2 separate regions of the Homo sapiens genome follow, and region 1 is linked to region 2. The links are chromatin loops, found by intact Hi-C in ENCODE. Cell type or tissue: Calu3. All regions are shown on one strand. Each heading gives the region's core, and the rest is flanking DNA. Links, peaks and the distances in the headings are about the cores only.

Region 1 (12,511 bases), core at 2,381-10,380, 490 kb before region 2:
CCCAAAATGAGAGTTTAGCCAATTTGCTGTTCTGAGCTGAAGTACTTTACCAATGGCCCCTACTGTGAGTGGGATTGACTTAGATTGTAAAATCTACAGGCACAGCAAGAGTCAGGGGTAAATCACATCTTAGAAGAGAGTTTCTCCTGCTAGCTGCAAGCCAGTATGAGAAGAAAATAGAGAAGACATGAAGGCAGAAAGTAAACAACAACAATAAATCTCAAAAGCAGTAACTATACAATAGGACTTCTATGTGCTTTTAACATTTAAATTCTGTCTCATTGGAGAGGTTATTGAGATTTAATTACAATTTGAGGCTTCATTTGTTTAAGATTTGATTTGAACTGTTTTATAGAAACATATGTCTGCTATATTTTGATAATTTTTTACTATAAAACCTCATCACAATGTAATATTTAATATAAATAATAGACGTCTAAATAGTAATAACTGTAATTCTACCATTCATTAACTGAATGAATTGAATGTAGGTATTTTTACCTACTGAAAAAGAAAGCAACAATAATGTTAATTTTTCTCAAAATTTTCATTCATTTCTTTATTCATATTACTAAGACTCTGACACTGGTCCCTTCATTGAATTTGCAATTACATTATATATATATATATATATATATATATATATATATATATATATATATATATATATATGTAGACTGCACATTTTTTGGCAGTTATTTGGCACACCTAAGAATCCATGAATCTTTATAAAAACTGTCTCCCTTAGAGTTCCTTAGGCTAGTTTAGAAAGTACTGCTCCACATTATAAGTAGTTTTTCTTGCCTACTCTGCACCTGATAAGAATATTTACCCCTTTTAAATATCAGTAGCCAATTACAGCTATGTAGCGTTTATGAACTAGAAAGGAAGAAAACATATTCTGGGATGTGTTCATATGTGAGTTCTCTTAAATTTTAAGGGAAATTGTCAGGAGAGCATATTTATGATTTTCCATTGTAAATGTCAATGGTTAGAATCTTATTTTGCTATTAAGTAAATAATTTGGGAGCCAAAGGATTCAATTTGGGGAATTATACACATACATGATTAATGTTTTAAAGTAAAATTACAAATTTTATTGATGTATCAACATACGCCTATTTTTAAATAAGAAGAAAATGCAGGAAAAAGAAAAGGCGGCCCCTATTCCTACCACTCAAAGATGCCTAGGGTTAATTTGGTGTATATTCTAGTATCCTTGTATTGTTTCTTTAAAATATGTTAATATGCTATAAGTCATTATTTTTATTTAATGCTATATCACCTATATTATTCATGTTATTATAGATTCTTTGTCATAATAATAATAGCTACATAATATCTCATAAAACTACTCTACTAGAATTTACTTAAGCATTATGACAATTTAAAGTATATACAAGGTTTCTAATATTTCAAAGTAAAAAATGACACTGAAATTTTAGGCTTACAGCATTGTATACATTTTTGAGTTTTTCCTTTGGCGAGATTTAAAGGACTAGAAGTATACAATAAGAGGATGTAAAATATTAAGGCTTTGATACCTAGTTAACAATTGCTTCTCAGCATTTTAACTAAGTTTCTGAGGGCAATATAAAAATACATATCAATATCTACCATGTATCTTTGTTATTTAACTTAGGTATTAGAAATTTGTATTAAAAATAATTATAATGGATAGACTAAAATAATCAGAGCTGTTTATTGATTTTAATAGAGAATATTCAACAATAATGGTTGGTTACCAAAAGCTTATGAACAAAGCTCTATAGCATGAAATATTACACTCAATAAAATATTATTGAAGCAAAAAGTAATGATATAAAATTATTTTTGATAGTTTAGATTCCAAACTTAGTTATAAAACCATATATAAACACACATATGTTTTAAATATTTTGAAATATATATTATATATACACATAGGCCTGATAAGAATGTATTTTTCAGTATTACTTTTCTCTTGTTTTTGTACATGTATTTTTATGTCAAAAATATATTTTTTAATCAGAAAAAACAAATAAGTTTGTACCACGCTTCATTTGTAAGAGTCTTGCATGAGAATGACATTTTTTATACTAAGTACATACAATAAAAGAGGAATGCAAATTTGAAAATAAACTATGAAAAATACTTTTGGAAATAACTACCATGTTTTAGACACCTGGCAGTTATAATTTCAAATAAACATACGGCATATTGTATAGCATTAATTTCTATTTGTAATGACTACATTATACTATACCTTTTCAACATAAATTAAAATCTGTGAATAAAATACGTACTTCCATCAGGAGTGAGCCTAGCCTAGTGCCAAAAAGACTCTATGCTTGAAGTATACAGTGGAACACAGCAAATCCATCCTTTTTTTCTTCTCATTTTGACCTTATTAGTGAGTATAGTATTAGGATATTCATTGGAAAACAATTGCACAATATATACTAATTTCATAATTTTAATAATCTATCTGCATTTTAACTTTTATATTCTCATAAGCACCAGTTTCCACAAAAAATTTTAATAGATTATCTCCTATAAAAATAAGTCTTGCATCCATTCTTGTAGACAGTTTTATAAAAATTGTGCCTTTCTATCAGGCTGTCATATTGATGGCAATGGCAAGCAGTTTGAAGCAGCCACTGCCATCACGCCGGCTGCAGCAGGAAGGCATTGGTCAGGACAGCATGCTCCACAGAGCAGGCAGGAGCCCCATCCTCCCAGGCACAGCTGCAGCCACCCAAACCACAGCTGTGCATCCATGCATCCCTGCACTCTTGGGGTCTCAGGAAGACCCCTCCTGCCCTTGCAGGCTTGGAAGTACCTGCTCCCACTGTCTGGCTTCTCCCCACTGTCAGCATCCACTCCAGTCTTGGAGCAATGTGGGGCCAAGCCTGGGCACTGTTGCAGCCTGGCCAGGGATGCACACACTTGGGACAATGCTGAGACACAAGGCCCCTGCTGCCTCGAGCCCCTCTGGACTTCGGGCGCCAACAGGCATGTGAGGGAGGCCAAGGGAGACTAAGGACAGCCCTGTGCTGGCCTACAGATGCCCCTTTGCATGAGCAGCCTGGGCACCATAGATGGCAGCAGGAGACAGACAAGCTCCTGGGTGGAAGGGGGCAGTCCCCAGTGAGGCCTCACCTTCAGGCCAGGGAAGGCCTGAAGGCTGGCAGTCAGGCTGCCAGTCATGCAGACTGGAGTAAGTGCATGTGGTGCCTTTTCCGGGCCACCCATGGCCACCCATGGACCAATCAGCACACACTTCCTCTCATCTGAGGCCCATATAACCCCAGGGCTCAGACAGAGCAGAACAGACATCAGAACAACTAGCTGCAGAGAGGAACAGTCCACTCCAGGGCCTCCTCTCTGCTGAGAGCTGGGGAGACAGGACAACCTCCCTGCAGAGAGAAGCTTCCCACTCCAGGGCCTCCTCTCTGCTAGGAGCTGAACACTCATCTGGACACTGTGGCTGCATGGCTGTGGAAAGGAGCTGCCCCCCTGCAGGAGACTTAGCTGTTATATCACTCAATAAAGCTCCTATTCATCTTGCTCATAGTCCCACTTGTTTCCATATCTCATTCTTCATGGTGGTAGGAGAAGAACTCTGGATCTGTCAAATGGTGGGGCTAAAAGAGCTGTAACACAAACAGGGCTGAAACATGTCCCTTGCTCGACACACTGCTGCTGAAGAGTAAAGAAGAACTGAGGCCCTTCAGAAATCCCAGACCTGGAAGCTTCTGTAGCCAGGGCGGTGACTCTTTGGGGCTCTGCAGTTCCTGGCATCTCAAGCCAGCACCTGGAGCTGCCTGTCCCGCTGTGGTAGCTGTCACATCTGATTGTGCTCAGTGGCTAGACCCCACATTCATTCACACACCCTTTGCTGTTCCACACCTGAATCACGCTTGGCAAGTATGGGACCCAGGCTGGTAGTGTGAGCTGAGTGCAGATTGCCAGGACAAGCAGGTAAAACAAGCCCAGTAGGCCCGAGCTACTAGGGCAACTAGGGCAACAATGCCACCCACAGAGGTTTCCGACCAGAAAAATGACACCCCAATGATCCTGTAACAATATAACAGGGTTAGAAATTAATTATGAATGCTAATCTTATAGAATAGTCATTTCCCAGATTAAGAGTACAGAAACAGGTGCAAAGGTACATTGACCTTTCTCAAAGAAAAAAAATGATATTCATTCCTTTCTATTAATGTTAATTTTAAGACAAATAAGTCATATGTTTTCGTTCATTTTATAATAAATCACTTCCCTTTCTATAATATGTAATATTAATTGTGTCCAGGTACCAGGACATTTTAATCTTTGCATTAGTCAATTCTCACTATATGAAAAAGTTGCTTCTCTTAGCTACAGATAATTATAAAGACCCAGTAAGTTTTTCATATACACCAGCCTTCCCTCACAAAAGCACGTGCATCTCCCAGCAGGTGGATGAAGACAGGGGCAGCGGGAGGCTGATAACAAGCTCTTTTTACTAAGCAAATATTTCAAAGGAAAGATATTAACTTATCAATATTGTCCTTGAGTATAATGAGCATTTTAAATAACACACACCTGAACTTTTCATTTTGAGTGTTTTATTTTAGAAATGTATGGCTTTCTGTATTTATCATTTATTTTGAAACTACATGTATCTGCTCTCGCAAACCTCTCCTTCATTCAAGAAAATAGACTCTCTACCACACAGAAGAGCATGAATGTGCAACCAATAATTATTTTTGTTTGTCTAATTATCATTCTATCCAAATAACTTCAATATATTTTTCTGCTTTTATAGGTAATTAATTTCTAAAGTTAGTATTGACAACAAATACATCATATACATTTTAATTTATGTGACATAACTAAGTGAACCAGTGTACATACAAGTGCTTGAGAAATTCCTACATGATTACAAATACTTAAACAGTACATGATAGCTAGTTAGACTTTTAAAACTTCACATAACATTTGACAGTTCCTTTGGAACCTGATTTGGAAGATTATGCCTTACGGCAACAGCTCTATCCTGTTCGTTCTAACCTTGAAGTTTTACATTTTGTAAATAGCAAAGCAAGCCTTGGAAAACCTTGTAATTGACAAGGTAATATATGAATACCATACAATGCATACACTGCATTTCTGTTTCTGTTTACTCATAACTTCATATGTATTAAATGACTGAGTCTGTAATTCCAATATGTAAATTCCAATTCAATAAGTTTTGCACTAGCCTTTTAAAAAAGACAAACTGTCGAGTATACCACTAGGTGGCAGAGAAAGATCAGAAAATTTCCATTACATACTCATGTATTAAAATGTATTTATAGTGCACTTAAAAGTCTTTCTTGAATTACATTTTATATATAAAATTGTGTTCGGTCTCAGTATGCTTTTAGTTATTATGAAAACATGTTTTATAAAGATTTTTACCAAATACATTTTAACAGGAAATATTTTATTCTTTGTGATATATACATATATGAAATATATAATACATTTCCGATATGTAAACACTATGTGTGTACATGAGTGTGTATGCACTGGCAAATTTTATACCCTATATAGAATAATACTTTAGGAAAAAGCAAAATGTAAACTAATCCTATGACATCCTACATTCACATTTTCTTTTGTGATAAAGTCTTAATTTAAAATTTTTCTAGCTAAGAATAATTCAATATAACTTATATTCATAAACTCTAACATTTTACTTTTATATCATTACATATATGACTGTATTTAAATTACTATATTTTATAATCAATGTAATTTGCTACTCATAGGTGTCTTCTAAATTATCTTTATTCATATTCATATTATTTTTGTAGGGTTACTGATTAATCAAAAGTTTCAAACAGCTACTGATATTTGAAGGAATGCTTCTACTTTCTATAGTTGATGAATTTGGTAAAATAATAGCATATTTTCTCTGATAATTCTTCGTCTTTACTCTCGCAAAGAGAGACAGTTTTTTTTTTTTCTAACAAAAAAATATGTGAAAGCAGCAGACTGAGCTAGCAAATGTCAGGTCCGGTTTTGCTTCCACAGCGGATATACTCTGTGATCCTTAGTAAATCAACATACTGATGCCAATTAATAAGTGAAAAGAGTTTAGTGACCTAAAATTCTAATGAAGGAGAGGAGAATGACTTCATTAATATGTAATTGATTTTTTTTTTTTTAGTTGCCAGGTTTAGAGAAGCTCGAACGGAACTTTTTACAATTTTTTAATTTTTAATTTTTGTGGGTACATAGTAGGTGTATGGATAGAAATTTTTTACTCAGTTTTAGACTATTATAAGCTTACTTGTTTACTTTCAGGTTGAATTTTTACAGTGTTCCTACGTTCCATCCTACCTGATTGGTCTTTTCATTTCTTACTTTTCCTCCCCAAATTTATCACCTATTATTTATCTTCCTTCATTCCCTCTCCACCTCTCCTCATTTGTTGTTTGAATGAATGAGTTGGAAAATAGGGATAAGATCTCGAAGAATCAGAAAGTTATGATTTAGAATTACTTGGTGGGGCAAAGGGATACGGATTGTTCTGTTTTTCTGAACTCTTTGGGAATTTTTAAAAAAACATTGGCACATTGACTTAGCATAAATAAAGCAGACTGGACATAAGGAAGATTCTCATTGCTGAGTTGCTGGGCAGAAATTTGGAATTCATTTCTGTATTTTCTAAAACATGTTATTATTTGCTAAAATATCTACAATCCCAAGCAACAAAAACAGATAAATAAGTTTAACTCTTTAAGTCTTTAATTCTGTGACTGATATGCTCACTTCAGGTAGGTAAATTATTTTCATAGCTGTGCTTACAAAACACTAAAACCTGTTTGCAATTATGATAGCACACAGTATATAGGCAACATTTTGAAGTCTTATGAGATTTTACTTTCTCTGCTATACCTTTGATGTTACTAGTAATATATTTAAAAAATAAATATTTTCAAAGTATTTTTCTCATCGAAAGAGGGTAAACACTTTATGGACAGGGACAGTATCTGAAACATTTTAAATGTCTGGAGATTCTTATTATATAGGCATTGAATAAATATTTGTGGATTATTTGATTACCTTCTTATCACCTAACTTCAGAAAAATCAAAATGATAGATATTAACAGAAATTCATTAGCCACACCAAGACCACTGCAGGCACCTGGTTTGAGCCTTCAACATTTTCCAGAGATTCTGGACTTTCAGTAACTCCTACTATTTCTATTCAGGCTAGGAGTGACAAGTTGGATAAAAACCATCACCTATAGGTAATTTTAGTAGCCTCTAATTTCCAGGCTAAATTGGAATTCCCCTCCCCAGGCCCCAAAATTAAAAGCAAGATCCAGGTTACTCTTTGGCAGATTATGACTGAACACATCACTCTGCCTTGGGATTGTTTTCTGCCCAGTGGTAATCAATATAAGCACAGGATTCCCAAATATGTGCTAACTGCCATCTTCTTATTCAGAAGTGGAGTTCTATCGTCCAAAAGGTCCATTTCTCAGATTTGCTAGATTACTTAGCAATCCACCAATTATGAAGTATAACCACAATGATGATGACAACAATATCACCAACACAGACTGATTTCTTATAATATGCCAAACATTATCCTAAGAGCTTAAATCGATTTGATACCTTTTGCTAAACGTGGTAAGATAACAATGTCAAAAAGCTCAAGAACAAAAATTGTATTTACTATGTCACCTGTAGGCTAAAATTGCCTGCAGTTTTGCTGCACAAATCAATGGGGGAATATTTTTCAATCTATTAACCTTGACATATATATGATATATTTTTCCTAATATTTTGAATTTTTCCCTTGATTTTTTTTAGCTCACTCTTGTAATCGTCCTAGGAAACCCTTACCACATATCAATCTGCCAACAGCTGAATAGATTAGTTCCTTACTAGTTCTTAAAAATTTCTTACTAATTCTTTCATCTCAAAGGAAAAATGATATATACATACATATTATACACACACATAAAATCTAATTATTTTTCCCTTAAAAAATCTATCCAGAATGTTACTTTCATGAAAAAAAACCCACAACCCTCTATGACCACATTTTCCCTAGATATAATGGATGTTGACAGACTTAAAGAAAAGAGAAAAAACATCACCAACTAAAGACACTAGTTGATATTACTGTCCTACTAAACTTTAAATATGTGCCTGTTTTTTTGGATTCTTGAAGTTAACCCGAACTTAGCAACTACAAACTTACCATTTAAAAATATTTTTCAGTTGAGAAACACCCTACTCTCTTTTGCATTGATAAAACGATCACATTAGAAAAATATGTTTTTAGCATCAGTCATGTTCTATTTGAAGCATTTTATTTGCTGTTCTCTCTACATTCTACATCTGCTTATATTAATAGAATATGATACTATACACAGGGGTTTACTAAGACTCTAACCAATGTTGAGAAGAAAGAAAAGATTTTTTTTTCTACACATTCTATGTCATTCCATTAAAATATTTTCATACAACACAAACCATCGCAAGGCAATACACTGTTAGTGGCCCAGGATGTTCTCAGTGTCATGCATAATTGATGTTCAACAATTGGATTTTCATTTTACTTTCATATACAGCAGACATGATAAATATTATCCCTAAATATTTTGTCTTTTATTTCGCTATTATATTTTATACTTTTATTATCTTATATCTATCTCTTGTTTTTCAAGAAAAGTTTAAATCCCATTGAAAACTAAGCCATTTATAATGTTACAAAAAGAATATCATGTGCTTATTTAAAAAATAGAAGCTTTATAATAGATTAATTATCTAATTTTATTTTGAGAATCTAGCAAGTTAGGAGTCATGTAAACTCATAAAATACTCACAATCTGCTTTTAAGTCTTCTAAATGTTGGCGGGAATGTTAAGGAATTGCAGAATAAAGTCCTCATCCACATGGAGCTTAGAGCTTGCCTTAGTCTGTTTTGTGCTGCTATAATAGAATATCTAAGCCTGGTTAATTTATAAAGAAACTGTGTCATCTCATAATGGAAGGCAAAAGGATAAGAGTGGGTCAAAGAGAGAGAGAGGATAAGAGAGACAGAGGATAAGAGAGAGAGAAGAGAAAAGGAGACCAAACTTGCCTTTTTACGATGAACCCATCCCTGTGATAATACACACACTCCCAATGGCATTAACTTATTCATGAGGGCAAAGTCCTCATGGCTTAATCACTTCTCATTAGGCCCCACCACCCAATACTGTTGCATTGGAGATTAAGTTTCCAACACATGCTTTTTGAGGTACACACTCAAACCATAGCATTCCACGACTGCCCTAAAACGCATGTTCTTCTCATGAGCAAGATACATTTATTCCAATCCAGTAGCCCCAAAGTCTTAACTCATTCTGAACCAACTTAAAAGTCCAAAGTCCAGAGTCTCATCTAACTCAGATATCACTGGGAACCAAGGCACGATTAATCCTAAGGCAAGTTCCCTTCCAAATATGAGACTGTGAAATCAAAACAAGTTATCTCTCTCCAAAATACAAAGTAGAACAGACATAGGATAAATATTCCCATTCCCAAAGGTAGGAATAAGCAAAAGGAAAGAAGTAATATGACCCAAGTAAGTCCAAAACCAAACAGGACACACAACACTAAATCTTAAGACTCTAGAAAAATTGTTTACTCTATGTGCCACCCCTTGGTCACACTAGGGCTGGGGTTGGGCCCCCAAGGCCTCAGATAGCCTTACTCATATGGCGTTACTTGGCTTGACTCACATAGCAGCTCTCACAGGTTGGAATCTCATGCCTGCAGCTCTCCAAAGTTGTTGTTGCATGATGGCAGCTCAACAGTTCTGGAGTCTATGAAGTGGCATTGCTCCCATGGCTCCACTAAGCATTGCCCTGGTGGAGGCTCTCTGTGGCAGATTCAATTGCACATTTCTGCTGGACATTGTTCTACTAGGTACTCTCTGCAGTTTCTCCATCCTTATGGCAAGTCTATGCCTGAACCCCTAGGCTGTAGGCAACATCCTTTAAAATTTAGGTGGAAGAAGCCATACCCCCATAGCTCAGGAACTCTGTTGGCTTGCAGAGTTAGCACGGCATGAGTGTTGCCAAAGCTTACTACTTATACTCTGCTCGAGGCACAGATGGGACAGCAGGAGAGCACTGTGCCTGAATGCAAGGATCAGACACTCGAGGCAGCACGGGGCAGCAATGGCTGAGATCCTGAAAGTGCCTCTCTAGAAACCTGGCCCTCAAGGTCTTAGCTTGCCTCAAAGATCTCAGAAATGTGTTTTAGGATCCTATGGGTACTAATTTTTCGAGCAAACAGACTTTTGGCCAAACCCTTGATTTACTCTCTTAAAGATGCCTTTTCACTCTTTATGTGGCCAGGCTGTGAATTTTCCAAATCTTTCCACTCTGCTCTCTTGCTTACTATATATTCTATCTTTACGTCATTTCTCTCCTTTCATATCATACTATACGTAAGTAAAAGTAGCCATGCAGCTCCTTCAATATTTTGTTTAGAAAATTTCTTCCACCAGATGTCTTAATCTCTTTAAGCTCTGCCTTCCACAAAGCCCTGGGATATGGACACAATTCAGCCAACCTTATTGACAATTTATAACAAAGATGGCCTTTACTCCAGTTTCCAATGAGGTATTTTTTATTTTCTGCTGAGACCTCATCACAATGGCCTTTACTAACCATATTTCTACCAATATTCTGAATGCAACTCCTTAATCAATCTCCAAGATGTTCCATCTTTTCCCTATAGTTCTTTTCTTCTTCTCAGCCCTCACCAGAATTGCTCTTAATCCTCTGTTCACAGTAACACAGGGTTTTTGTAGCCTGCTCTTCCAAATTTTTCCAGCCTCCATTCATTACCAAGTTTCAAAACCACGTTCACATTTTCAGGTATTTGTTATAGCAAAATCCCACTTTTCCATTTCCAAATTTCTGTCTTCCTTAATTTTGTGCTGCTGAAACAGTACCTGAGACCAGATAATTTATAAAGAGCAGAAACTGATGGGCTTACAGTTTCATAGGCTGGGAAGTCCAAGACCAAGGGGCAGCATCTGGCAAGGGTCTTTTTGCTGCATCATCGGATAGAGGAAGGTGAAAGGGTGAGAGAGGGTGAGGCTGATTGAGGAACTTGTCCTTTTATCAGAAACCCATTTTCCCATGATTAGAAATCTTACTCCGAAGATAATGGCATGAATCCTTTCATGAGGCACAGAACTCTTGTGACCTAATTACCTTTCATTAGGCTTCACCCCCAACATTGTTGCACTGGGGAATGAGTTTTGAACATATGCTCTTTGGGGGGCAAAAGGAACCATAGCAGAGTTCAGTTGTCCATGAGTATACAATATCCTAGCTTAGAAAAGTAAATTTTGTCTTTATTTTCTGCCATATTCTCCTCAGTATTGAGAGTTTGTTTGGCTTCTGTCCAAGAAGGTTTTTCTACGTAATCAATGCAAAGTGTTTTCTGAAGAGGATTAGTATACATGCCTATAAGAACAGCTCCAAGACACACTGTTCAACCGTTTCTTTTCTTCCCCTTCAGAGAACATTTGAGGCAATATATGAAGGGTTGCCAGGCTCAAGCCCAGCATCTCTTAAATATCAGGCAATTTTGTCTGGTTGTTATTAGTTTATTATATTTACTGTTACTTAGTTGGATTGGCCATGAAAGATTAGCCTTCTAGAAACTTTCTAGTCCTTGTCATTCATTTGATATCTGTCATGAGGCAAAAAGAGAAACTTGCACATTTTTAAATATGAACATGGGTTAGGGCGTTGCTTTAGTCTTTTGCCACAAGGGCACTATTAGATATGAGGAAGAATAATGCTTTGTTGAAAGGAACTGTCCTATGCATTACAGAATATTAAGTATCCCTTCCCTCTAGGAAATAAGTGAAAATAGCTTCTTTCCTCCAGTGATTGTTACCATTAGAACATCTCAATTATTTTACTAAAGGCTTAAGTGTGGTAGAGACATTACATTACAAGCCCAGAGAACCACTGTTATACTTAGGATATTTCTTTTCGACTAAAATAAAAACGTGATTCTGTATAAATTATAAATTAGTATATTTATAACACATATACAAAATTTAGCAGAGGAAAGTTTCAAGCAATTATAAATTCCTAAATAGTATTATTACGATACTCAGATTAAACCCTCAGGATTATTGCTCACCCTTTAGTAAGCCTGGATGATCTTCCAGAGATAAAGGGAACCATACTCTTTTTAGAGATACAAATAATTTTAGAAACAATTGCAGTCTATTCCCTTTATTTTACAAAAGCATATGAGAAAACGTAAGTCAAACAGTGGCTGTGATCACATTTTGAACCCTGAACTTGTGAAAAGAGGTATTCAAGACCATGTTCACACTAATAACATAACTTAATGTTTCTAAGGAGAAGGAAGTGAAAGGCATGCTTCTAAATGCTTTTTAGCCCATTTCCCAAACTAATTTTTCAAATTAGGACTATTTCTGTGTCTCATATAGTT
Region 2 (12,511 bases), core at 3,102-11,101:
GTTGTAAAAATATTAAAAGTATATCGTTAATTCTGTATCTGTTGCTTGTCTTTTGTAAGTGATTATGTGTTATGACCATAGGTGGTTACAGCTGCCAAATTATTTTTAAATGGTCAAAAAGAAGAGTGCTATTTAAACATCTGTCTTAAACAAAAACTGTCATAACTTTTCTTTTTTCTTTTTCCATTAGGAGAACATTCTAGTTGGTAAATTTCAAAATGTGCTTGACACCTGCCTTAAATAGCACAGACCTATTGTGCACATCTTTAAATTATTTCAGCTGGCAGAAAAGAATTACATTTAAAACTGAAATCAAGGCCTCAATACAAAGATTATCCTGGCTCTTTTCTATCTCTGTGGGCCTAATTGAAATATGTACTCTTATTTTAGACACGCCTCTGTTAAAACAGACCAGGTTTTCCTGGTCTCAGACCTATGATGACTTGTCCCTTTGATGTCACTACTGTGAATTGAATATAATTAGTAAAAATAGACGATGAATAAATAACACTTTATAGTAAGAAAACAATATATTTTGGCCATCTAAAAATGAGAATTATAATTATATGAATTATAATTTAAACTGTTTAATTTTGTTTAATGTGTATATTGAATCTTCCAAATTGAAGCCATTATTCTCAATTAAGTACTACAACTATGACAATGCTTGACCTACATTTCTAAAATAAAAATTCACATTTTTTGATAAATAAACTACAGTTTTACCAGAAATTACTATCTAAATGTGTATTAGCAGTATTTTTTAAGGTGAAATTGCCTTGGTATCTAATGAATGTGTAGACAGGGAGATAAAATGAAGGATTGCCAGACTAGTTAGAATAGAATTTAGGATTAGGTTAGTTTTGAAAAATGATGTTGTAATATATGGGTTCTAACACATCCTACCATAAAAACTGGAGGAGATATGTGTAACCTGGTTAATTTGGGATGGTGGACATTTTGGGCTAATACTGACAAAATACATCTTAGGACTAGTATACATGTGACACGGATTGCTAGGAGGAATGAAAAACTAAACTGTATAGTTTATATTCCGTAAACCATTTTATAATGTTCAAAGATTAGGTTTTGTTATTGATAGTATTAAATACACAGTTTCTCTTAACAGTGATGGGTGAAAACATTTTACCGGATTATGGAATGTTTACCAGAACATGTTTTGATTCTTGAATGTACATAATAATGCCATCTAACTTATTTACGTTCTTGTTTACATGTGGGAGCTTTTGTTTTCAAAAATTATTTTGTTAAAAAATCTCAATAAAGATTTATTATTGTTGTTCTTTTCTTACCTTTTTTGCTCTTTTTGGTTCCTGCTAAAATTAAAAATTTTATGCATATTTGGTAATTTTTCAAAAGAATGATCTTTATTATTTTCCTAGAAGTACAATTAGATAAACTCTGCTACTTAACATTAAAAAAAAAACTATCTTCTTAAGAAATAATTTGTACTAGACTAATGTTTGTGAATGTAATAAGCCTAAGAATTGGTGGTTTCACATTAATTTGTTCCCAGTATTCTCAGGGATTAAACATTTTTAAGTTTTATTTTTGAATGTATAAGTCCCAGTGACTTATTTCATTTCAGTCAAACATGGATACCACAAAAGAATTTGGACATAAAAGACAGAGAGATCATTCTGATTTGGCTACATTTATAAAGTGTTCTGGTGGTAGTTTTCACAATCACTGTCACTGTGAATTTGTAATGTTATTCTATCCTTTGCTAAAAAGGAAAGTTACTTTTGAGCCCTTAAAGAATAAGAAATAAGGGTTCTTATAGATTGAGCTTAATGAAAACACTGGGTTTTTTTTAACCTGTTTTTTCTAACTTCTTTAGGCACAAAAATAAATATTTAACAATTGTAATCAAATAAGAGGTTGCTGTAATCAAACAAGAGGTTGCCATAGAAAGAATAGAAGAGTATCTCTATGACTGAAAAGGATGCAGCCCAAAGCCACATTTTGTTACCAAATGAAAAAGTTATTTATGGGGGAAATTTCGGAGTACCAGAGAAGTAGAACGTCATACGAAAATGTCAATACTCATGATAACACCTGTTCTTAGAAAACATAAAATGACCATCTGTCAGATGATTATGTTGCACACACTGTACTGTGTGCTCTGAGGGGAGTATCTGGTTATTGCAAGAGCTAATGGGAAGGGGCTCAAGATTGTGACCCTATGGACCAGAGAGAGGAAGCTGTCAGCCTATGGGCTTTATGTTGTTTGACTTGCACAGTGATATATCTTTTACTTTTTGCATTTGAATGCCTTTAGAGAAAACCTGGTACTCTCTTTTCCGCCAAAATGTGCATTTCCTACCATCCTAGTTGCCATACTTCTCACCTGATCTCTGTGGGCCTAATTGAAATATGTACTCTTATTTTAGACACTCCTCTGTTAAAACAGGTGTTTTAACATGTTAAAACAGACCAGGTTTTCCTGGTCTCAAAAGAGACCTGTGATGACTTGTCCCTTTGATGCCATTACTGTGCATGAAAAGGTTTTGGCAACTTCAGAAATACAGATCAACTTTCCAGTTTCCTCTCTGTAGAAGCTGAGGGTTCAAAACCATTCTAAGCTTAGTTGTTTTAGTAGTCAATTGGATTGATGTTGCCTTAGAGGAAGCCTGAAGATTGTGAAGCCTGATTTCAGGTGTCCTACTGTTGGAACACCACATTCCCCCAACAGCTTGAAAATACACCCCCCCCGCCGCCATCCCCAAACACTGAAAATATTTCTCTGACTACACAAATCCTTTCCACCTTTAGAGATGGAAAGGTAAATTGTATGAATGAGTTTATCAGCCACCTTTACTAGGTAAAGTTGAATGTACCAAACTAGTAGAAATGACAAACATCTTTCTTCCATTTTAATGGACAAATCTACTGAATTCCTGAAGACTTAAAGAGTTCACAAATATGTAAGAGGGAAAGACTATGGCTACAGTCAGCCTTTGTCATTTATTCCCCAAAGTATGAACATATCAGTCTACACAGTGAATTGTATGTCATTTGTTTAATTGAGGTTTAGGATTCTAAATGGCATTAACCATTTTCTATTGTTTTGAAGATTAATCAAAATAAAGCATTATTTTAATGTAGTTAGAAAGTAGTCTCAATATAAATGAGTTTTGTATAATACAAAACATTAATACAAATGAGTTACTGGTATTTACTGGCCGGGGAGGCCTCAGGAAACTTACAATCATGGTGGAAGGTACCTCTTTGCAGGGCGGCAGGAGAGAGAATGAGAGCCCAGCTAAGGGGAAAGCCCCTTATAAGACCATCAGATCTCATGAGAACCAACTATTGTAAGAACAGCATGTGGGAAACAGCCCCCCTAATCTTCATCTGGTCCCTCCCACTACACGTGGGGATTATGGGAACTACAATTCAAGATGAGGTTTGGGTGGGGACACAGCCAAACCATATCAGTTAGCAAATAATTGCTATTTCACTGGGCACACTGGTTCATGTCTGTAATTCCAGCACTTTGGGAGGCTGAGGAGGGAGGATCGCTTAGGTCTAGGAGTTCAAGATCAGGCTGGGCAACACAGGGAGACCCTGTCTCTACAAAAATTTTGAACATAGCCAGGCATGGTGGCGTGGCACCTGTAGTCCCAGCTACTTCAGGAGACTGAGGTGGAGAGCCCAAGAGACTGAGGCTGCAGTGAACAATAATCGTGCCACTGTACTCCAGCCTGGGTGACAGAGCAAGATTCTGTCTCAATAATAATAATAATAATAATAATAATAATAATAATTTGCTATTTCATTAGTAAGTATTAACTCAAAATAATTTCTTTTAGGGAAAATACATGGTTCCCAATACTGGTAGTGTCTAAACTTGAAAATAATGACCTTATGGATGGATGTTTGATAATACTACTTATGATCTAAACATATTGATTTAAGCATATATACATGCTTATTTTTGTTACATAAAGTAAGAGTAAACATTACCAGAGGAATCATATTTAAAATGCAAAATAATCACTAATCTAGATTTATATTGCATGACATTTTGTTTCTATTTGCAAGTTTCAAAGTGCATATATACATTTTTGCATATATACGTATACATTTATGTATACATGATCTGGCTTTTAGCAAACTAAAGAATCCCTTCCCCAGTTAATGTGTTTTAAGTAGGCGAAGAAATACTGAGTTATCCAGAGAAGGGGCTTGAATGCCTGTGTGGCTGAATAATTTGGAATTTACTCTTAAATAAGAATGTTGTATTTAATATCTTTTGGATGCTAAATGTGTGCTTAAGCATGGATGATTAGGCCACTGAAAGCTGTTTTGTTAGTTAAATGTCTATCTTTGTTAGTAATATATCAAATTTTACCCATCTAATTGATGGTGATTATGTATGAACATACATATATGATCTATGTAGATTATGACCTGTAAAAATGCTAGGTCTTTAATAATATCATAAAAAGAGACTGGACAGTATAATTTATTTAGTAAGCATTCTAATTCAACAATAAAATTTGGTCTAATTGTTACCACTTTTGTTATATAAAATAAGTTAGATAAACATAGCCAGCAGATTTACATCCAAATGCAAAACAGTCACTATTCTAAGTTAATATCACATTACAGTTTGCTTCTACTAGCATGTTTCAAGGAAATGCATTCTTATAATTTAAATAAATATGTTCTTGTCGATAAAATTCTCAGAATTAAAATCTCAATATGTCAAACTTTTTACAAATAGTAAATCAGATTCTAATCGATTATACCAAAAGTGATCATGTCTTGTTATAGAAACCTGGATGATTTTCTAGATTGTGAGATTTCAAAAACATTATAATTTAAAATTAGGTGACACCATTCACATTTGTAGCCATTGTTAACCTTAAACACTCCTTCATTTAACAAAGATTGCATGCCTAATATGAGCAAGAACTTTCCCAAGCCCTGGAGAGGGAACACCAAACAAGCCAGATCTCTTCCTGTCCTGTTGCAGCTTACAGACTAATGGTTTGAGGCTCAAGAATCCATAAAGCATTATTTTCTACAGCTACACATCAAAAAGCTAATATTTAGGAAGAATAAAAAGATCAAAAATTAATGTTTCTACACATCTCTTTTGAAACAGTTCTATCAGCTATGCCCTAAATTTTAGCTTCAAAGTATCAATTCTGATTGAGGTTTATTCCTAAAGGGAGTAATAAAACTATAAGACACCTCCAGCTCTTAAGTTCAAAACTTTTAGTTCAGACAAATTAGTAGAGTTGGTAGAAAGCAGAACATTGGTTAATTTTTGAATTGGATATTTCTGGTGATGTGCTTTACATATGTGTCATTACTGACTTACATGTTAAAAAGCTAATATACATGTTTGGAAAAGGAACTTATAAACCCATACTCATATGTCTGCGTGTGTGTGAGAAAGAGAGCGGGAGAGACAGAGAGATCATTTTATTACTGTTAATATATTTGGCTTAAAATAGATAATGTGGCTTCTGAGAATAATTATTTTAAGTAAATAACATCAATATAATTTAAATTGTTGGTTTCTTTTTTTTAAAAAAAAGTGGAAAAGTAAAGCTTCTGTAAAAGCTATTGATATAAAATGATTTTAAGTCAACCAAGTAATTTCTGTTTTTGTTGAGGAAGAGAAAGGAATGAAACGGGAGAAAAAGGCTATTATACAATAGAAAAATCTTATCTGCACTCAAGATGTTCCTTAGAAATAGAAAATAAACTCTGATTCAGACTTGTTTTCACCCGTTTTTCTCTCTGCCTCCGGTTGCAAAACCAAACTCTTACTACTTCTTTCTCCAGATTCAGTTCTTCAGCCATCCTCATGATCTCTTGAGAAGAAGGTTTATTCTGTTCTCCAAAGTGTCTCTCCAGAGCATCTTTAGCAGCAATGCTGGCGGGGGGTGGACATAGGGGGTGAAATTTTGTTGTTTTTAGTGAAGTTTTTGGCAGCTCAAAATTAAGGTAGGTTGAATTTCCTCAATATTAACATGAAAAGGAAACTTAAAAACTCTGAACACACTTGCAGGACACTTTAACAAGGACAAATGTATAATGTGTTAAATATGTAGATATTTTGTCTTATGTAAGGTAGAGTTACACGAGAGTCACGGAAAGCATTAAGTAGGGGACCCAGACTTTCTATGTTTTTCCCACTTTGTGCCACCAGAGGGCACTGAGTTCTTGAGAAGAAAATGAACATTTTCCTAGACATTTCTAAATATCTCCCCAAAATCATTTAGGGCTGTTTACGATAAAGGAAATCTCTAGTAAACAACTGACCAACCAAAACAAAACCTGTCTTTTAGTATTTGCTAAGCATGTCTCACAGAAACTACAAAAAGATCAATGAACAATCTTTCTGGGTTGAAATGCAAGAGGTCATGTTGAACTTGAAGAGACCGAAACACTGATTACTAGTGTCACATTTTTAAATACTATAGACACCATGGATACTACATTGTCAGAGCAATAAGTTATAGCTAAAAGGGGAGAAGATATGGCCAGTCTCTTAGAAATGATTGTTTTCTTTCTGTTTGTATTCAAAATTTTGGAGTAAAAGTGTTCTTGAATCAAACAATACATAATTTTCCATCAAATGTTGAAAATTATTAGCTCTCCATTTCTCAAAATTAAGTTATTACATTATTATTATTTTTTTTTTATTTATTTATTTATTTATTTATTTATTTATTTATTTATTTATTTATTTATTTTGAGACGGTGTCTCGCTCTGTCGCCCAAGCTGGAGTGCAGTGGCGCAAGCTCGGATCACTGCAACCTCCGCCTCCCAGGTTCAAGCCATTCTCCTGCCTCAGTCTCCTGAGTAGCTGGGATTATAGGCACCCACCACCATGCCCGGCTAAATTTTGTATTTTTAGTAGAAACAGAGTTTCACCATGTTGGCCAGACTGGTCTCGAGCTCCTGACCTCAGGCCCGCCTTGGCCTCCCAATTCACCTTACATTTATATGTTATGTTACACCTGCATTACACTCAAATGCTCATTCCATTTATAAAATACCAGTTTTGTCCTCTAGTAACTTTTAATATAAAGAATACCTTATAGTTGTTCTTCGTTTTCTTTTCCTTTCATTTGCTCCCACTTTTTCATTGTACAAAGCTATAATGTGGAAAAGAGAGATAATTACAAACACAAAGTAGACTTTTTATAAAAAACGATCTGATTTGGATTTCAAATTTTCTTCATAAAACAATGCAAAATAAAAATGCTAGACATTTTTGTCTTAAATTTTTGCAGTCTTTTTCTATTACAGACCTTAGAGAAAAATCTCAACGCAGAAATAAATATTAACCTTGCAAAGACACTTTCTACAAATAATATCCTCACTTTACTTTTGTTGGAATGCTTGCTGTAAATACTCTCAAACCTCACTCTTTATCAGGCTCTGACATTTGTATGAGTAGATAATTTTAGCTCATTAAGTTGCATATCTAGCAATTGCTTATATTATTTTCTTGGAAGACTGGTGTGTGCAAATGTTTTGTGTACACTAATATTAGGATACAAATGTGATTCATATATAATTTCTCTAGTATAAAAGAGAGGAAAAAAATGGATGTGTAAAAAAATAAGTATTTTACCCCTTCATGCTGATGCCAACAAGCTTTCCTTATATAGGTTATTCTATCCTCAATAAATTTATTTCCACACTTACATTGCCCTTCCTTTTTTGTTGTTTGTTTTAGTGTGATATAACAAAATGTTTATTTTTCATCTCAAAGAGAAAAGGCGGAAAAAAACCCCTCAAACCTCCTGCTTTAGCATTAATCCTACTTATTGAAGCCATTATTTTTAGGTTAAAACACAGCACAGCCTTCAGAGACACAATTTAGTACCTCCTACTTGCTCAGCTTCCTCCAGCCATTTGGATAATATTGCTTTCAGTTTGCATGCATTTTTAAAGCTGAGCTGCAGATTTTCAAATCGGCAGATTGTTGTTTGACTGAATTCAGAGCCATGCACAGCTGCCAGGGCCTCCCCAACATTTGTCTGGGTGTATCCTGTGAAGGGACAATAAAGACCATCAGCTCCAACTTTCCAGGAAATGTTAATTTTGGTTCATTGTCACACAAATCTGTGTATCTTTGTCAACTATTACACACTATTTTTTAACTATATATTCTTGGCAAATCAGAATTATTTAGTAAGATTCATTATACTTTGAAGTACTTGTGCAATACTTCAAAACATATTTCTTCTAGTTAATAAATTACTTTTATCTAGTCACTGAAAGAATTCAGATAGAAACATCTGCCATTCATAATATTTAACCAGTGTTTAGGTGTGTCCTAAACACTTCATAAGGCACTTGAAAATTATGGCTTTTTTATCATTATTGTTAGTTATCAAATAATATATGCTCAAAAAATTTTAATATATTAACTATAATGCATAAAATATACGGTTATATATCATAACATTCTTATTTCAACTCTAAAAGATTCAATGATATTGTTGAAGGGTACTAAATAAAACTAAGAATTATGTCACTTTCCCTAAAACCATATTTATTAAGAGGCTATGATTACACATTTCATGTATACTTCTGAGCCCATTTTATAGTTTTTGATAATGCCTCTGTCTTCAGACTAATGATCCTTATTGTTTGTCGCAAACATTTTTAGAGTACAGCTGAAATAACATATAATTTGAAACATTCACAGTAATATAGATAGAAAACTGAAAATGAATTTCACAAAGATTCCTACTACTGTGCTTATCACATGTAATAGCTACATATTATTTCAGGACCTAAGGCTATATACCTATATGTATAAAATGGTTGCATATGATGCCCATCAATAAATATTCTTATTACATTATCTATTGTTCATTCTGCAAGTGCAGAGGTTTGAACTATTATTTCAATCCATTAAAAAAATACACAATTTTATGCAATTTAACCAAAGTCAATTGTTATAGTTGTTTTATTTTAAAAACACTTCAGTAGAAAATGAGCAAAGGCTCTGAACAGATAGTTCACAGAAAAGGAAATATAAATGATTGTCAAGCATATTAAATAATATACTTTACACTCATAATAAAAGAAATTTTAAATGAAAAAACAGTGAGATGTCACTTTGACCTGTCTGATTTGCAAAGATCTAAAAGATTAACAGCATATTTTTTCTTTCAACCACCATTTATTTATTTTGTGTTATAGTTATACTCTTCTAGATGCTGGAGATATCATTAAGGAGAAAATAAAAAGAAATAGATTTTAAAAACTCATGCCGTTTTGGAGTTTATATAGCCTGAGGATGGTGAAAAAGATTCTCATGGTAGTAGTAAAATTTGGTACAACTTCTCTAGAGACCAGTTTGATAACATCTATCAAAATTACCAGTACACATACTTTTGATCAAGCAATTGTGCTTCTAACATTTTTGCTGCGCATATATTTATATGAGTGCAAAATAACATTTATAGGGTTAATCATCGTGGTATCGTTTTTATCAGCCAAAGATCAGAAACCACCTAAATTTCATCAGTAGAGGACTGGTCAAATAAATTGCAGTATATTCATAAAGTGGAACTTGACAGCCCCACAAAGGAAAAGGAGCTCTAGAAAAATTACTACTGAAAACTTCAAATAATACATATGTTTGGCACAATACATATATTTCCATATATATTTACTTATATATCCATGAGATATCATTGGAAAGATACACAAGGAACTAACAACGATATACAGAAAAAGCAAGCAGAAGGGATACATGTCACTTATACTCTTTTGTACTTTTGAATCATATAAATGTATGGCCTATTCAAAATTTCAAATAAAATATAGATAAAAATGGGCACTTCAAAACTAATGTTGAGGTAAGTTTTGAAAGAGTATTATTAATTTAAAAATTATGTATTTAGGCTCTTAAGAAATTATAAGGAAACAAATGTTTTTGGAGGATTTCCATAACGACTAACTACGTCCACAGTAGAGATGAAGAATGAGAATCATCTTGTACTTTTTAGCAATATATAAGAGATTTAACAGCAATAAAGATTTGCAAACCAAGTTCTTTTTCCTGTTGCCTTTAACAAGCACATACCTAATTTAATTCGTCTCACTTTAAATTCATTGGCAAACTTTTCAAGTTCTCTGATTTCTGGAGAATCCATGTCTATTGGCTCTTCCACCAATTTACTTTTCCGCCTGAGTTCCTGCTTGAAATCAGCAGCTGTGGGGTCCTCTGCCAGAAGAGGCTGGTGTATAGGAGGAAATCCATGACTCAAGGTGTGGTCAGGAAATTTATAAAGACAAGGGGTTAAACTACCTGTGAGTAAACAAAGAAATAAAATGAAAAAGACCATTTGTCATTCTCCTTATTTCTATATAAGAAAGGGTTTTGCCTGACTTAGCCCATTATTCTGCTCTAGCCTGTCTCAGTACTTACAAGGTTACCTTACATTCAGTCTTCCGAAGAAGGAGTCAAAGTAGCTTAGTAGAATTGAGATTATTTGTCTTCTACCTTCTCCAGAGCAGCAAAACCAAAGATAGGGTTAAAGGAAAGAAGCAGGGGACTGCAAATAACTAAAATAGAAACAAACAACTTCTCTCAGAAGCATACATTTTCTATCATGTTTTTCTCTTAAATGACACCTATTCCTGGGAATCTGAGGTTGAACTCTAACCAGAGTCTATGCATTGAACTCTGTTTTCTTAATTCATTGAATAAATAATGGGTGATGTTTGTTGTGATCATGGCACTAAATGCTTCGGCTAAGTGCTATGCTGAGAAGTTTTCTTGTGATTGGGAAATTGATTTCACAATATAAAAACGCCCCACTATTTAATCAGTAAAAACTTGATTTTATTAAGAAATAATCACATCTTTTTTAATTAAATGAAGGTAGGCAGAAAGAGAATGATGAGAATATAAAGTATATTAATATGGCTAAATAGGCTTGAGGAGTGATTAAATATTAACAAAAGGTAACCTTAAAAGTTCTATTAAAAAGTCACTAACAAGATTTCTTGAAAAATATACAATATAATAGAATAATTTCTTGATTATTATTTAAGGAAAAGCAAATATAAGAAGCAAGAAAGTTTGCAACTTTATATATGATAAGTGATTACCGATAAATGGTAAAGCATTGACTCTACTGAGTGGATATGTTAAATCACAAAAAATGTAAAAAGGTCTGAAATTATTACACAATTGCTTCCAGATTTCCTTTTTCATTGGAAGAGTCTATCTCAGTTGGGAAGTATAGGTGAGAGGACAGTATATAAGCCAAATTCCAACACATTTTGTTTCTTGTTTTCTTTATCAATACATTACAATTTTTATCGACAAAGATTCTACTTCAATTTATATTAAATGACATGTCTAGTGTGCCTTCCATATCCATGGGTTCTGCATTCATGGATTGATGCAACCATGAATTAAATACACTTAAAAAATAAAGTAAAAAATAACAACACAAGAATAAAAATGATACAAATAAAAAACCCAATACAGTATAACAATTATTTACATAGCATTTACATTGATTTAGATATTATAAGTAATCTGGAGATGATTTAAGGTAGAAGATGTGCCTAGGTTATATGCAAATACTACACCATTTTATACCAGGGACTTGAGCATCGAAAGATTTTGGTATCCTTGGGGGTCCTGGAACCAATGTGCCACATAGAAGGATGATTGTATAAGCAAGACATTTTTATATAAAAATATTGAGTAATTAATCATTTTCTTATAAATATAAATATTTTAAAATAAATTACTATGGAATACATGCAATAATTATTCTTAGAAACTTACTGGAAAAAAATGCATCAAGAGTTCATGCTACCTATAATTTCTCCACACATACATTCTCAAATCAAAGACATGAGTAATAATATATTTTCCAGAATACAGAAATCTTACATTAATATATCAATATATAATGAGCAAAGAATACCGTAACTCAGCAAATTGTTGGTTTATATTTTTTATATAAAAATATGTAATCATAAATATGTAGTTATTTATTTAATTTAATTTATTTATATAAAATTTATATTTTATATAAATTTAATTTAATGTATTAAATTTTATATAAATTTAATTTAATGTATTATTTATATAAAATATGTAATTATAAATATATAATTATAAATGTGTAATTATAAATATATAATTATAAATTTATATAAAAATATGTAATTATAAATATGTAATTATATCTAATAGGGTATATTATTTTTTCTAAAACAAAGTAAACATACAAATGAGAGATTAAACAAATTAGCATAACATAAATTTATCTGCTCTAAAGCTGGGAAAAGATGTGAAAGAAATTATTTTTGTCTTTAAAAAATTCCTGCTACTTTTACAAACCAAAATTATCCAGGTTTACTTTTGTAAAAGTCAGTTAACTATCCATTTTATGCTTTATTGTGTGGCATCTTGATCAGACAAGAGAACATTTTTAAAAGCAATTTTACCAACTTTTCTTTTATTATATA

Evidence for each region. A loop is a pair of places that touch in the nucleus more often than their neighbours do. Peaks named below come from ENCODE experiments on the same cell type or tissue, not always from the same donor. Only the 100,000 strongest peaks of a DNase experiment are listed, where the experiment ranks them.
Region 1: a loop joins it to region 2, with 4 times the contacts of the local background. A loop is called at or near these places in 5 of 110 quality-filtered maps.

Annotation. Positions count from the first base shown.
Region 1 is chr3:86,769,027-86,781,537 of GRCh38, forward strand. No RefSeq gene overlaps it. Among named protein-coding and RNA genes, the nearest start is that of VGLL3, 220 kb to the right of the region's middle. In Calu3, for the core only: no CTCF peak of the experiment used is centred there; no DNase peak of the experiment used is centred there.
Region 2 is chr3:87,254,188-87,266,698 of GRCh38, forward strand. POU1F1 (POU class 1 homeobox 1) reads right to left here. Exons shown (of 6, transcript NM_000306.4): 3 at 10,101-10,325; 4 at 7,884-8,048; 5 at 7,086-7,146; 6 at 5,217-5,917. The coding sequence ends at 5,707. It overlaps CHMP2B (charged multivesicular body protein 2B), which reads left to right. Exons shown (of 6, transcript NM_014043.4): 6 at 1-1,369. Among named protein-coding and RNA genes, the nearest start is that of POU1F1, 16 kb to the right of the region's middle. In Calu3, for the core only: no CTCF peak of the experiment used is centred there; a DNase peak (open chromatin) is centred at 6,184.